Regions from separate parts of the Homo sapiens genome. Here region 2 is linked to region 1. Evidence: chromatin loops called from intact Hi-C (ENCODE). Cell type or tissue: CD4-positive, alpha-beta T cell. All regions are shown on one strand.

Region 1 (2,500 bases):
GGCTGCAGAGAGGCTGGGGCCCCCGCCCCCGGAGGCGAGGGGACCGCGCCGCAGCGCCGGCCTCCGCGCAGAGGAAAGGGCAGCGAAAGGCTCGCGGCGAAGGAAGGAATCCCGGCGCTTCGCTGACTGGGTCCTCCGCAAACCAGCTCCCTTCCCTCCCACGACCCTCGAAGACACGGGAACAATGAGAACCCGCTTCACCCGCCGTCTCCGCCGCGAGAGCGGCCGGGGGCGGCGGCGGCGCCATGTCCCTTCACACCCCCGCGGACACACACCCCCCCCACACTCCGGGGCCCCCGTCAGTCGCCTGCAACGCTGCCGAGTAGACGCGTGTCCCGGCCCGCTGCTTCCGCGTCCTTCGCCTCCCCGCCCGCCCCACTCACCGGCTCCTGCCCCAGCCCAGGGCTCCGCTGGCCGCGGCCGGAGCAAGACTCTGGTATCAGCTGCCGCGGACGCCGGCGCCGCCGCACAATATGGCGAGCCTCAGCTTCCGCAATGGAGCTCGGGAAATACAACAGGGGCCGCTCAATATTCATGAGAGACTGAGGGGAAGCCGGCTCGGCCGGCGCTGCGGGGAGGGCGGGAAGGAGCGAGCGAGCGAGGGGCGGAGGCGCGGGACGAGGACGTGCACGGCGCGGGGAGGCCCGCGGCGCGAGGGAGGGTGCGCCGCCGCGTGTTGGCCTGGAGAACCCGCGCCACCGCCCCGCCCTGGGCTGGCCGGCCACGCCCCCCCGGCGCCCACCGCGGTCCGACGTAGCCCCCGGGCAACGCCCGGATGACGGCGCAGCCACCTCGTGCTCAACCTTCTGCTTGGGTTCTTCTGCCCTGGCTTCGGCCCACCCTTTACACCTTCCTGGCCGGCTTCTGGGGTTTGGGCTCAGACTTCTTTCTCATGAGTTCGTCCTCTTAAACCTGTCCCACCCGGCGGAAATCCTCATCAGGCTTTGGTTTGCAGAACTTCACATGAACTTCGGCACCCTTCCGCTCTCGTACAACAAACATACACTTTTCATCCTTGCAGGATAAAACTGCAAGTGTAATTGCTCCTGGGAAAATGACCTTCCACTCTAAACTTAGCTTAACATTCTGATTGTGGTCATCAGCTCTTACTATTTACCTTGCTGCTGCTTTATTCCTACCTCCTTGGCCCCTTCCAGTGTTACCTTCTGAACTTGAGGATTTACGAAGTAATAGATTAATAGATGTAATCATTACCTAAAACACAGCCAGTTAGTCTCCAGTAAATTATCCGACATTTAATGCATATAAATTATGAGCTGAAGAAGTAACGAAGAATTGAAAGTTCCCTGATCTCTATATGTACTATTGTTGAGATGTCATGTTCTCTTGAGAAGATAACCAGCAATACCAGACCGTAAATCTGAAGGCATAGAGGCATAAACCAATGGACTGCAGTGGGAATTGGGCAAACTAGGTTCATAGCCTCCAATGTGTGTCTATGTGACTTACGTAGATTGCGTAGCTCCTCTGCACTTCATTTTCTTCGTCTGCGAGATGAGAGAATTGTATTGAATCCTAGGTCCTTTCCAGTTCTTTAACGCTCTGAAACTCTCTATAAGCAATTCCAAATAAATGACATGAATTTACATAGGAATTTGGAAAAGAAAAATATCAATTCCAGCTGGTGTGTTTGGGGATGATTTCCTGAGGAGCCGGGATTTAAGATGGCCTTTGACGCCTTGGATGGGTGGAAAGAAAAAGGACAGGTGTTAAATACAGCACATTATATATGCTACCTAACAATCCATCAAAGAAAACAAGCATTATTCTTTTTCAGTGGCTTGAAAGCTTTTGCCTACTATCTATAACTTTAAATAACAAGTGACAGTTATCTGACTCTACAAGCCCTTCAAGGTTAAACTCTTCCTCCAATGTGGGGGGAGAAAAAAAGGCTGGGTGTGGTAGCTCACGCCTGTAATCTCAGCACTTTGGGAGCCCAAGGCCACCGGATCACTTGAGATCAGGAGTTCGAGATCAGCCTGGCCAATATGGTGAAACTGTCTTTACTAAAAATACAAAAAAAAGTTAGCCAGGTGTCGTGGCACGCGCCTGCAGTCCCAGCTACTCGGGAGGCTGAGGCAGGAGAATCGCTTGAACCTGGGAAGCAGAGGTTGCAGTGAGCCGAGATCGCGCCATGACACTCCAGCCTGGGTGTCTCGGCGAGACTGCGTCTCAAAACAAAACAAAACAACAACAACAACAAAATCAAAATAATCAGGGAAGCTCTGCTTCTCCCTTCTTGTGAAAGTCCACTTTCTAGAAACAGTGCAGTTGCAGAAGCATCTCCCTTCTTCCTTCATGACGAGTGCATGTGTAGTTCAATTAAAGGAAGACAGGTGTTCATAATTTAGAACTTTTGCTCTAATTAAAATGCCTTTGAAAATCATGATGTGTGGTTAGATTAAGCAATTCAATTGATGTTGAGAAAAGTGATGATTTGTAGAAAGCGCAGGAACTTTATGGATGAAAGTTAAATATA
Region 2 (2,500 bases), 270 kb before region 1:
TAGAAGTATGCTGAATTTATCTGAATATATTGTATTTGATCCTAGTTTTAATTTTAAATGTGTAAGAAAAGTGACCTAGGTGTAGATTTAGTTGAAAGTGTATTTTAAACACCAAACAATTCTACGTTTCATACTCTTATATGACTCTGGGATGTCTGGACTTTTGGTTTGGATTTTCAAAGAAAACAATTTTCCCCATTTTTTAATTCCACTAGTTATCGTGCTTGAGTTTTATAGACCAAATAAGATCTCCCGTCAATTTGGGGAGTAGTTTAAAACTCTTGATTTGCCCTAGCTCACTTTAATGAAAGTAAATAGGAACTTTCAAAAACATGGTTTTACAGACAGGAATTGATCTGATCCCCTCCAAACTTGAGGTGGGCGGGAAGTAGGTATATAGTGTATGAGGACAATAATTGAATAAAGTAAGTTTGCATTAACTTAAATGTCATCTAGATTTGGGCTGGCTTTTAAAATCAAGTAGCTTTGTACTCTGATCAGTAGATATTAAAGAGATGAGGTTCATATTATGACCTTGATGTACTAAAAATCAGGTACTGTCATGGAATTAGAGTAAAAACTAAATAAAAATCAAGCACTAAATACAGGATTCATTTTACTGCAAAACTCATAATAATATTGTACAAATTTGTCTGATGCAAATTGCCCCAAAAATTCTCCAGTGTTTTCTCCAAGGGCTGCAGTAATTTTAACCATTTTTTTCCAAAATAAATTTTAGGTAGATCATTCAATTTGTCAAATATAGTAAGTGGATACCATTTTTATTTTTTGTTAGATCAAGTTTACAAGTAAAAAGTGAGTAAAACTGGTCAAAGTTTAAAATAGTACCTTCATATTATAATGTTTTTGGCTTTTCAGAGGATGCATTTTAATATAACAATTTGCATGGGGACTCCTTCCTCTTATTTTAAGAGCAGCTTATGAAACTGAAGTTAGGAGTTGCCAACTATGCCTGTGAATTGACCATGCCAGTATAAATCATATATATATGAAAATTTTCTTAGTTTGAGCCAGGTCTTGGCTGAAAATGTTTGAAGGTTTCTTTAGGATAGTGTGTTCTCTCTGTGTAGAAAGAATTATGTATATTTGGAAAACATTTGTTAGAACTAGTTTCTTAGAGAAAAGCCAAATTAACTAACCTAGATAAAAGGTAGAGCAGAGGAAATCAATATTACCTAATGCTGTGATATAGTTTTGATGCAAGGGTAAGCATTCACAACAATCCCAACCCGAATTGGCATTATTGGGTTTCCTTGAAATGAAACCTGTTACAGAGAGACCTGTTAGGACACATGTTGAACTAAACATAGTAGGTTTGTTGAATTCGAACTGGACCAGCCTGCAGTGGAGTCCTGTGGTAAGTGATTATTCACTTTGACGTAATTGTTAGATTTAGAATTGTTGTATTGATGTATAAGGCAAATAATCTTAAGATATCCATAAAAATGAATATATTTGCACGTATTTCAGGTAAGTTATTCCTTAGTTCTGGTTTCCAGAGTTAATAGTGGTGTAATAGCAGTTCAGGTGATTACAAAATAAGTACCATCAGAATTTGACACTAGTAATTGATGATGTGAAAATGAGGGAGGGAGAATAGGTAGGAGGACTGATTACCTTGAAGATTAGGTTTGAACCAGAATGATTCCATTGGTAGTTTATTACTGTGTATGAGAAAAATGATTATACAAAGCACAGGCATCAGTATTTTCCCTTCTGTTTAGTTTATTCCAACAAATTACTCATCTTTATGTTCAAGTTTTTAGGCTAGTCCTGGTAGAGAGGAGATGGGATGGATACAAAAGATGAACAAGACAGAAGGTTTGCCCATGAGTCAAGGAAGATAAACAAGTATATATAAATACAGCATGAATATAAATACAGCATGAAACAGACCAGCTGGAAGATCATAAATACCCCTCAGATAGGGTTCTAAATGTGGAGGATGAGGAGAAACTGCTTCCCAACTGGGAGCATTTGGCAGAGGCTCTATGGCTGTAAGATTTCCTCTGGCAGAGGTTGGGTTAAGGGCCTTCCAGGTAGAGAGAAGAACTTGAACAAAGTTAACAGAGCCTGGGAAGTGCAGAGTTCATTTTGAGGAACAGTAACATAGTATATATGCTTGGGAATAATGCCTAAGGTTGCTTGCTGGCTCAAAACAGATCTCATGTTTGCATATTAGTTGGAAATTAATAATAAAGAATATTAGAATTAAACAGTATTGACATTTGTTTTGTAGTCTTGTGCTTTTATACCTCTCATAAACATAGGTCATTAGCCCCTGCCCTTTGGGAAAGGACTTTTTTTTTTTTTTTTAATCACTTGGGTTGTTGCAAGTTAAATGAAAAATGTTTATGTGGAATTGCATTTGTGTTCTTTTTTTATGTAATGGGAATATTTTTGCCATTTATGTCAAATCTCTTGAAGATCAGGACTTGTTTTACATGATCTGCTCTACCTAGATCAATGACAGTCTTTG

The links. A loop is a pair of places that touch in the nucleus more often than their neighbours do. Peaks named below come from ENCODE experiments on the same cell type or tissue, not always from the same donor. Only the 100,000 strongest peaks of a DNase experiment are listed, where the experiment ranks them.
Region 2: a loop joins it to region 1, with 4 times the contacts of the local background. A loop is called at or near these places in 13 of 110 quality-filtered maps.

What each region holds. Positions count from the first base shown.
Region 1 is chr1:185,043,533-185,046,032 of GRCh38, reverse strand. It overlaps RNF2 (ring finger protein 2), which reads right to left and starts at 475. Exons shown (of 7, transcript NM_007212.4): 1 at 384-475. RefSeq lists a silencer at 586-845. In CD4-positive, alpha-beta T cell, a CTCF peak has its summit at 967; a DNase peak (open chromatin) is centred at 612; H3K4me3 peaks cover 1,220 bases; H3K27ac peaks cover 676 bases.
Region 2 is chr1:185,311,363-185,313,862 of GRCh38, reverse strand. All of the region lies in intron 1 of IVNS1ABP (influenza virus NS1A binding protein), which reads left to right. Among named protein-coding and RNA genes, the nearest start is that of IVNS1ABP, 4.6 kb to the left of the region's middle. In CD4-positive, alpha-beta T cell, no CTCF peak of the experiment used is centred here; no DNase peak of the experiment used is centred here; H3K4me3 peaks cover 483 bases.